Regions from separate parts of the Homo sapiens genome. Here region 2 is linked to region 1. Evidence: chromatin loops called from intact Hi-C (ENCODE). Cell type or tissue: heart right ventricle. All regions are shown on one strand. Each heading gives the region's core, and the rest is flanking DNA. Links, peaks and the distances in the headings are about the cores only. Region 1 has its middle 25 kb from the start of PRXL2A. Region 2 has its middle 14 kb from the start of LINC02655.

The links. Hi-C counts contacts between places; a loop is a spot of excess contacts. Peaks named below come from ENCODE experiments on the same cell type or tissue, not always from the same donor. Only the 100,000 strongest peaks of a DNase experiment are listed, where the experiment ranks them.
Region 2: it touches region 1 in a loop (2.8-fold over the local background); 16 of 110 quality-filtered maps call a loop at or near these places.

Annotation. Positions count from the first base shown.
Region 1 is chr10:80,380,666-80,386,049 of GRCh38, reverse strand. No RefSeq gene overlaps it. Among named protein-coding and RNA genes, the nearest start is that of PRXL2A, 25 kb to the left of the region's middle. In heart right ventricle, for the core only: a CTCF peak has its summit at 2,823; a DNase peak (open chromatin) is centred at 2,889.
Region 2 is chr10:80,661,510-80,666,893 of GRCh38, reverse strand. No RefSeq gene overlaps it. Among named protein-coding and RNA genes, the nearest start is that of LINC02655, 14 kb to the right of the region's middle. In heart right ventricle, for the core only: CTCF peaks have their summits at 2,628 (motif pointing left) and 4,061 (motif pointing left); DNase peaks (open chromatin) are centred at 2,643 and 4,033; H3K4me3 peaks cover 518 bases; H3K27ac peaks cover 841 bases.

The sequences.
Region 1 (5,384 bases), core at 295-5,294:
ACTAATAAGTGAGTACAGCAAGGTGAATATACAAAAGATTGCTTTTTTATATACCAGCCATGTACAAATGGAATTTGAAATAAAAAATTCCATTTATAATTGCACCAAAAATACTTAAGTATAAAAATCTAACAAAATATGTATAGGATCTACATGTGCAAAAGTACAAAATACTGATGAACTAAGTCAAAGATGGTTTAAATAAATGGAGACCTATTTCCGTCTCATGGATTAAAACAGTAACAAGCCAGGCACTGTGGCTTTTGGCTGTAATCCCAGCTACTCAGGAGTCTGAAGTGGGAGGATTACTTGAGGCCAGGAGTTCGAGACCAGCCTGGGTAACATAGTGAGACTCCGTATCTAAGAAATTGAAAAATTAGCTGGGTGTGGTGGCTCATGCCTGGAGTCCCAACTACTCGGGAGGCTGAGGCAGGAGAATCTGTTGAGCCCAGGAGTTTGAGGCTGCAGTGAGCTATGATCATACCGCTGCACTCCAGCTAGGGCAACAGAACAAGACCCTGTCTCTGAAAAAAGAAAGAAGGCCTGGTGCAATGGCTCATGCCTGTAATCCCAAACTTTTGGGAGGCCAAAGTGGGAGGATTGCTTGAAGCCAGGAATTGGAGACCAGGCTGTGAAACAATGTGAGACTCCATCTCTAAAAAATTGAAAAATTAGCCAGTCGTAGTTCCAACTACTCAGGAGGCTGAGGTGGGAGGATCACTTGAAGCCGAGAGTTTGAGGCTTCAGTCAACTATGATCGTACTACTGCACTCCAGCCTGGGCCTTGTATCAAAAAAAAAAAAAAAAAGGGAACAAAGAAAGACTCAATATTATTAAAATATTAATTATTCCCAACTTGAACTATAGATTCAATGCAATCCCAATCAGAATCCCAGAAAGCTATTTTGTAGATATCAACAAATAGATTCTAAAGTTTATATGAAAGGAAAAGACTTCAAATAACCAACACAACACTGAAGAAGAAAAAAGTTGAAGTAGTAATACCACCAATTTCTTTTTTTTTTCTTTTTTCTTTTTTTTTTTTTTGTTTTGAGGCAGAGTCTTGCTCTGTAGCCCAGGCTGGAGTGCAGTGGCGTGATCTCAGCTCACTGCAAGCTCCGCCTCCCAGGTTCACGCCATTCTCCTGCCTCAGCCTCCCATAATACCACCAATTTCAAGGATTACATGAAGCTATAGTAATCAAGACAGTGTGGTATTGGTTAAATAGATATATAGGTCACAAAAATATGGTCGACTGATCCTTGACAAATGCACAAAGGCCATTCACTGCAGAAAGGATGATCTTTTCTTTTCTTTCTTTCTTTTTTTTTTTTTTTTTGAGATGGAGTCTTGCTCTGTCACCCAGGCTGGAGTGCGGTGGCACGATCTCGGCTCACTGCAAACTCCGCCTCCCAGGTTGACGCCATTCTCCTGCCTCAGCCTCCTGAGTAGCTGGGACTACAGGCGCCTGCCACCACGCCCGGCTAATTTTTTGTATTTTTAGTAGAGATGGGGTTTCACCGTGTTAGCCAGGATGGTCTCGATCTCCTGACCTCCTGATCCGCCCGCCTCAGCCTCCCAAAGTGCTGGGATTACAGGCGTGAGCCACCACGCCCGGCCTGATCTTTTCAACAAATAGTGGTAAACAATTGGATGCACAGATGTAAAAAATGAACCTAAATACACACCTTGCACCTTTCACAAAAATTAACTCAAAATGAATATAGACCTAACCGTGAAACAATGTGGCTTCTCCCTGTGGCCCTTTATTTTCTTCATAGTACTTACCACACTCTGGACTTATTTTCATATAGTACTTCAAATTTATTTGTTCTATTGCTTATTATCTCTCTTTCCAGCTACTCTGTAAGCTCCAGAGGGATGGCTGTGTCTGGTAAGTGCTCAATACATAACCATTATTATTTTCAAGTTGCCCCTTGGTTTACTTAGACTATCTTAGCATAATTATTGAGAAATATGGAGGCCAAAGCAGGGGTGATTTACACAAGATTAAGTACTAAGTAAATCCCCATAAAAAGAAACACAAAAAGGAAACATTTCTACAGGTTATGGAAGATCTGATTGTCTAGGCTGACTCTTTGTATAAGCAGAAACATGGACCTGACCTCAGGATCCCTGCTGAAAGTCCTGCTGCAATTAATAACCATCCATTTCAAATGGTAGTTACCAGGGGCTGGGATGGGAGTGGAGGTTGGGAAGATGTTGGTCAATGGATATAAAATTTCAGTTAGATTGGAGAATAAATTCAGAGATTTGTTGTACAACGTGGTGACTAAAGTTAAAAACAATGTATTGTACACTTGAAAATGGTTAACATTTTTAGTGTGCATGCCACAAAAAATGATAAGTATGTTAGGTAATGCACATGTTAAACATATTGTACATTATATATATATATATACATATACGTATAGTTTTTATTTGTCAATTTAAAAAACAAGCAAAAGGCCAGGTGTAGTGGCTCACACCTGTAATCTCAGCACTTTGGGAGGCCGAGGTGAGTGGATCACCTGAGGTCAGGAGTTCGAGATCAGCCTGACTAACAAGGTGAAACCCCTTCTCTACTAAAAATACAAAAATTTGCCGGGCGTGGTGGCGGGTGCCTGTAATCTCAGCTACTCAGGAGGCTGAGGCAGGAGAATCACTTGAATCCAGGGGGTGGAGGTTCCAGTGAGCCGAGATCACGCCATTGCACTCCAGCCTGGGCAACAGAGTGAGAATCTGCCCCAAAACAAAAAAACAAAAACAAACAAAAAAAACTACCTATTTCAGATGAAAATTTGTGAAGTGCTGGTGCCACCACATGGCTGTGGGAGGAAAACCAGCTGGGGCTTTTGTTAATGCAGAGAAAAAAACAGTAGAGGTGGCAGGAAATTGTCCCTTAGCAGCGACAACTACAACTTTAAAATTACACAGGTCTAGCACAGCAACAACAATCATGACAGCAGCAGCAGCCAATGCTGATGCCATCGGGAGTCCCTGTGGTCCAGGCATGCTAATTCTATGTGCTCTATGTGAATTATCTCATTTAAGTGTCACAGGGAGTAGTGGAAGTTGGAGATGGATGTTCATGGGTGGGAGAACCAGAGACTGACTTCCTGAGTTTGAGATGCGTGATGAAGGTCTATGCCTGGAAGGAAAGTCAGAAGCATTTAGCTAATGACTGTTATATTCGTGATCATAATATAGCCATGAGCAATGGTAATGGTAATTACAATAATGAACCCGAGGGCAATTTTATGACAAGAGAACAGTTTCAATAGGTTCTCCTTCCTGCATTTGAGTAGAGTAATAGTTTATTTAGAATTATATTCAGTTAGATAATCAGATAAACCGAAGAATGTGGTAGTGTCTCTCATTTCCCTCCAGGAGACTGACTTTCCCATCAAATTGTAGATACAGAAGCTGCAAATGTGAGCCTCACAAATACCAGCAGGTTTAAGAGACCAAGGAGAGAAAAAAAAAAAGAAACACAAAAGTGTTACTTTTAATACATTTACTCTGCCCAGCATATGAATGCAACCCCAAGATTTGCAGTCACCTAACAATCTCAACAACCAGAGAGGTCAATTTTCCTCCTAGAGTGAGGACAGGTAGAGAAAATAACCAGAGAGTTCCCTCCATTACTCTTCCATCCTGGAGGCTGGCAAGGAAGAATCCTGTTGAAACACAAAAACTATTAGATGGGACTCTAGCACACCATGTTAACAGTCACGATGAAAGCCAGAGTGACAAATATACATTTCCTACTTTTGAAAATGAAGAAGTTGAGCTGTCCAGATTCATATTGATAAGTTTTGCTTAAAAAATTAATTTTTCCCAAATGAAAAAACATATTTTTATTTTATATGGGATTCATGATCTTTATAAAAAATTTTATGATACAGAAAAGCATGACAAAATACAAATTCAATAGTAATCCTGTCCTCAAATGACCATCTTTCCAGATAGTTCTCTGTGGATAGACACACCAGTACACACAAACACACACCCTGATATTATAAATTTGTATCTTTCTACATTATTGCTTTTAATGGATACATAATGGCCATAGTGGAACATTTCCATGATGAATCCCAGTAATGTCGTTTGTTCTATCTACCTACCTATCTGATTTGTGTAAGAAATTAAGCGCAGACATACCTCATTGTATTGTGTTTTGCTTTGCTCTGTTTTGCAGATACTGCATTTTGTTTAAATATTAAAGGTCTGGCCGGGCACAGTGGCTCATGCCCGTAATCCTAGCAATTTGGGAGGCTGAGGCAGGCGGATTGTCTGAGCTCAGGAGTTCAAGACCAGCCTGGCCAACATGGTGAAACCTTGTCTCTACTAAAAATACAAAAAATTAGCCAGGCGTGATGGTGCATGCCTGTAATCCCAGCTACTCGGGAGGCTGAGGCACGAGAATTGCTTGAACCCAGAGGTGGAGGTTGCAGTGAGCCGAGATCATGCCACTGTACTCCAGCCTGGGCAACACAGCAAGACTCTGTCTCAAAAAAAAAAAAAAATTAGCAGGGTGTGGTAGCGCATGCCTGTAATCCCAGCTACTAGGGAGGCTGAGGCAACAGAATCACTTGAACTTGGCAGGCAGAGGTTGCAGTGAGCTGAGATAGCACCACTGCATTCCAGCCTGGGCGACAGAGTGAGACTCCACCTCAATAAAATAAATAAATAAATAAATAAATAAATAAATAAATAAATAAATATTAAGGTCTGTGGCAACCCTGTGTTGTGCAAATCTATGGGTGCCATTTTTTTCCAACAGCATGTGCCCACTTTGTGTCTCTGTGTTATATTTTGATAATTCCCACAATATTTCAGACTCGTTCATTATTATTATATCTGTTATAGGAATCTACAATCAGTGATCTCTGATGTTACTTTGTAATTATCTACAATTACACCCATATAAGATGGTGAACTCAACCAATAAATACTGTGTGTGTGACGGTGAACTCAATCAACAAATACTGTGTATGTTCTGACTGCTCCACCAACACACCATTCCTTCATCTCTCTCCCTCTCCTCATGCCTTCCTATTCCCCAAGACACAACAATATTGAAATTAGGCCAATTAATAACTGTACAATGGCCTCTAAATGTTCAAGTGAAAAGAAGAGTCACGTGTTTCTCACTTTAAGTCAAGAGCTAGTTATGGGCTGGGCATGGTGACTCACGCTTGTAATCCCAGCACTTTGGGAGGCCAAGGCAGGCAGATCACTTGAGGCCAGGAGTTCGAGACTAGCCTGACCAACATGGTGAAACCCTGTGGCTACTAAACATATAAAAATTAGCTGGACGTGGTGGTGCCTGTAGTCCCAGCTACTCAGGAGGCTGAGGCACAAGAATTGCTTGCTTGAAC
Region 2 (5,384 bases), core at 301-5,300, 280 kb before region 1:
GCAAGTCCCACACCCCAGTTTTCTCCTGAAGCAGATGGCTTTAAGAACCTTTCCTTGCTTTCTATTGGGACTACTGACTGTATTATATAGAAATAAAATACTGTGAGCTTGTTCTCCCTGTTGGCACAGCCAACAAGGACCAGCCAGCAGCTTTGTAAATGGCTCCATTAAATCCCAGCTCTGTAGTGGGGCAAAGACTCCCATAGCCCAGTGCTTCTCAGCCTCAGCTACAATCATTATCATCTCAACAGGTTTGAAAATGTGAGATGCCTGGGCCCCCACTCCCCAGAGATTGTTTTAATTAGTCTTTAATTAGTCTGGAGGAGGTACAGAGAGCTCACCATCAGGCTTGAGTTTTAAGCCCTCCCAGATGGTGCTAACGTGTGGCCAGTGTTGACAGCCACTGCAGTGGAGCCCACCAGGGTCTAATTTGCCAAAAGTCCTGCCTCGTTATTCAAGGCAGCTTCTCTGAAGGACCATGGTCAGGGATGGGACAAGATGAAATAAAGCCTTGTCACTTATTACCCTCCAGGGGGTCTGCAGGTTGCTGCCTGGTGCTCCCACTGCCTCCAAATTCCCCTCCAGGTGGCATAGGCACTGCTGGGGTCACCCTCTGTCGATGAAAAGACATATTCCAAGATAACTTGTGTTTGCCTGGTGAACTTGGTGGACCTCTCAATCAGTGAACTTTTTCTGAGCACACAGGATGTAGGGAGTAAAGTTGACATCAGACCCAGTTCTGGCCCTTCCTCAAAGAGTCTCTTGTCCAGCTGGAGAGATAAGCATATGACCCAGGGCTGACCTGTGAGCAATGGCCTGGGAATACAGGGGACGTTCAGGGAAGGGAATGGACAGAGTGTGCTGCACTGGAGACAGCAAGATCAGAGTCCTGACTGGCTTAAGTGAATATGGAAGAGGAAGGAGTGAGGGAGGGCATCCTGAAAAGGGCCCTTAGGAAAGCCTAAGGGCAAGAAAATGTGTAACTGTATGAGGAAAAGAAGATGGGAAAGATGGAGAGAGAAAAATGGTTTCGTGGTCCGTCCCCTTCCCACTAACCCTGCTGCCACCCCCTTAACTAAGGTCCCTGTCACCTAATCCCTGGGGTTTTGCATCTGCCGCCTCCTTCCTGTCTAACCCCTACAGCTAAGGAAGGGGAGTAGAGGGTGACACCCATTTGCTGGAGCATAATCCAAACTATCACCTATCACATCACAGTCAACCATCTTAAGAATTCCTCAGTATCGACTAACTTTTAGACCACGCACAAATGCCCCAACATGTTTCACAGGTGGTCTTTTTATAGTCGGTTTGTTTAAATCAGGATCCAAACAATGTCCACACATTGCACTCAGTGATCTGTCTCTTGTTTTTTTTCACCTAAAAGTTACTGCCCCACCTCACCCCCCTTTTTCCATGCCATTTCTTTTATGAAAAAGTGGAGTCATTTGTCATATAAAGTTGTTCAAGTAAATTAAAATGGGGGCCAAGCCTGAAGAATCCCTGCGGAGACAAAACCAGTTAGGCCTTATAAGTGACTCTAACCTTGCTTGATTTGCAAATATAAGCAAAATTTAACTTGGGCTATTTCTTGTAAATGCCTACATGAAAGAAAAACAAAACTGAAGCTCAACGAATCAGAAACAGCCAAAAACTTAACAATTGTTATGAGGGACTTTCCAGTGGGATAGACCAAACAAGGCAACTGTCCAACTAACCCATCAAACATTTTCTTGGCTTTACTTCCATGTGCCTGTGAAAGCCCCTCCCTTGGTGGAGCTGCCCAGAACCACTTCTGGTTTGAAGCTGCCTAATTCATGAATCATTATTTGCTCAAATAAACTCTAAAAATTTTATTGTGCCTCAGTTTACCTTTTTAACAGACTTTTCCTCATTCTGAGTTTGGCTCACTACATCCTTTTATGAGGTTTAATTAAAAAATAAAATAAAATAAAAACTTAGATAATCGGCCAGGCATGTTGGCTCACACTTGTAATCCCAGTACTTAGGAAGGCTGAGGCGGGCAGATTGCTTGAGCCCAAGAGTTTGAGACCAGCCTGGGCCATCTCTACCAAAAGAAATACAGAAGTTAGCAGGGCATGGTGGCACGTACTTGGTAGTCCCAGCTACTCAGAGGGACTGAGGTGGGAGGATCATCTGAGCCCAGGAAGTTGAGGCTGCAGTGAGCTGAGATCGCACCACTGCACTCCAGCCTGGGCAACAGTGAGACCTCGTCTCAAAAAAAAAAAAAAAAAACTTGGAAACTCACAGGCAGGGAGACCTACCTGAGACATATCTTTGAGAGGAATAGAATAAACAAAACATTAGCTTCGTTTTCTTATGCTGATCCTCAACTTGTAGTTTGAAGTAAGAGGATGCAGCTACGTCTGTTCCAAGCAGATTTTGGGAATGTTCCAGACTTTCAGAATGTGGCAAGAAGAGTAGTGAGTGAGAACAAAGGACACATCAGAGAGGAGGGAAATGACACTGAAGTTTGAACCAGCTCAGGAGAGGTGAAAAAAACTTACACGTGAAAGAGGATTTTCCAGTCACCCATCCCTCTGCAGCCTTTCCTGGGTAAAGTCAAAGCCTGGCACAGCCACAGCCAATGGCCTGCACTGCCCCCTGCAGGCAGAAATCCTTCAGCAGTGACGATGGACTTCCCCTAGTTCCCCGCACAGCTTTGCAGGGAGCAAGCCTGTCGTGGGAATGGTTTCCAGAACTCCTCCCCAGGCCACTCATCTGACACCCTCGCCTGCAGGTACAGGACCACCAGTTCTGTCGCCCTAGGAACGTGTCCCACTGTACCTGGCACCAGAAGTAAATGGGAATGGAGGGGAAAAAAGGCTTAGAATATACAGAGCCAGAAGTTAAATCTGTGAAAAAATCTTTAAGTCATCAAATATATACAATTAATTCCACAATCTGGAATTCTCACTGGCATTTAGTCAAAATGGAAGTTCTCGACTCTCAAGAATATATTCAAGAACACAGAGTATTCAGCTGTAAATGCAACAATTTTTTCTTTGTTGATGGGAATTGGGTGAAATATGATCTTTCAGATTTGCTGTTTGAAAAGTACAATCCTGTAGCAACACTACAAACAATGAGTAGTCAGTATCTGAAGTTGTATGGCTTCAGAATCACATACAACGATCAATAATAAAACAAAAGTTTATCAACTCAGAGAAAAGGTTGGCTTATCTTTTTAATTTTTTATATGAAAAATATTATAAAATTGCAATATATGAAGAGATGACTACAGCATATGAAGCCAAAAAAAAGAAAAAGAAAAACTGTAGGAAGATGAAAGTTCTTATAGAGATGTGTTAGGAAGTTATTTTGTAAAAAATACAATGTCATCGTTCTGGGTTTGGGGATGTTTGTGGTATTTGGCGCTTGTTCAGTTGGTGTTTTGTGTTTTCTTTTCATATTTTAAATAAATGTTCACTTTTACACCAAAAAAAGAAAACTTAAGTAGAAAAAATGGAAATTATAAAATAGACGAATTAAGGAGTGATAATTAGCTTTGCACAGTTTGATTTAACAAAAAAAAAATCTTTTAAGTAGAGAGCGTTCTCCTAGGACATTTTAATTATGACTTCATAGACTGTTACTGCTTGAAAAGAACTTCGAGGTGATCTTATGCACTTTATGTCTCAGACAGCCCAGGGAACTAGGGCTGAGAAAAAGAACCAAGTCCCAAAGTCCCGCTGTGAGTTACTAGCACAACCAAAATTAGAAGCTAGGCCCCTGCCTCCCGACCACACGCGCCTGCCTCCCAGGGCTGGTTTGCAGCCGGTAGAGACGAGCATGGGCTTTTCCCAGGGATTAGATCCATCGCTTACTCTGAAACACACACATTGACAAAAGCTTTTCTCCACCTCTGCGGCACAGCTCTGTAAAGCCGGGTGCTCCACACGGAGCAAACTGACAGGCAGGCTTTTCCTTCCCAGCGTTGTTCTTAATCCGTCCACCGCACCCTCCTTACAGGCAGGAAGCTGAACTTCCCAGCTTTCTCCCTGCTGCTCAAGAGGCTGCCGTGGGAGATGCTGCGGGTGCCCCCTGCTGGCCAAACGGAATATCACAGTATCACAGGCCTGGCCGCCCCTCCTTTTTAGATAGACATAGACAGATTAGATAGATTAGATAGATGATAGATAGATGATAGATAGATAGATAGATAGATAGGTAGATAGATAGATAGATATAGATAGATAGGATAGATATAGATAGATGAATGATAGATATTGATTGATTGATTGATTGATTGATTGATTTTGGGCCAGTCCCCAGTGGTTGAAGATCCTTAGGTAAGATAGGGGACTAAAATGGGACAACTCTCCACACTAGAGGGCAAAGGAAAGGTTCCATGAGAGTCGTGTTCATGCTCAATTGAGATTATGGCAATCAGGATTCCATCCACAAGATCTTGAAAGGACGAAGCTGAGGCTGTGCAGCCCAGAACAGTGCCTTGAAATTTCACGTGCATAGACATCACCTGGGAATCTGGTGAAAATCCAGATTCTGGTAAGCTAGGCCTAGGGGAGAGCCTAGGATCCTGCATTTCTAACAAGCCCCTAGGTGATGCTGCTGGTCCAAGCACAAGACTTGGAGTAGCAAGATTCTAGATGGAAGTGCGTGGACTTTGGAGTCAGACCAAATTGTGTGAACCTCAATTTTTCCACTTGCTAGCTGTGTGGTTCCAGACAAGGTCCTTAAATATACTGAACCTTGAATTCCACATATGAAAATGGGCATGATCCCACCTACCTCACTGCACTTTTGTGTGGACTGTATAGATAGCATATAAAGGTGCCTTGTGTGGTATCTGGCATGTAGTGGACATTCAGTAAGTGGTGACTGTCACCATCATATGGATTTTTCCCAATAGGTTCATGGCTTCAGCAACTCACTGCCAGTGGATACTAGATATGGATACTGATTTACACAAAAGTGTAAATCACAGCATCTCAAGCTTATGGATGTCATAGTTTCATTTATTAGTCCCTGGCTGCCAAGGTTGGACCCACCTTTAGCTACAAACCCAGAGGCTTACAGTCAGTTTAGAGCTGAATCCTTAGCAGCGGTTTCAGTCACCCCTGATGAATGCACGTCTTCTCTCACATCCAAACTAGAAAGACACAGAAGAAATAAGATTGATGCCTTGTCACCACACTGGAGGTGAGCTGTAATTCACATGTGTGCTGGGCAGACAATGAAACAAGACCTGCAGATAAATCATCTAAGAGCACATAGGGAAAGACTGGATGCTGTGGAGCCGGAGGGTCTGGGTTCATGCACTAGCATCAGTATTCTGTAACTGAGCAACCTCAACCAGTTTGGTAAGCTATTTGAGCCTCAGTTTCCTCATCTGTAAAGTGAGA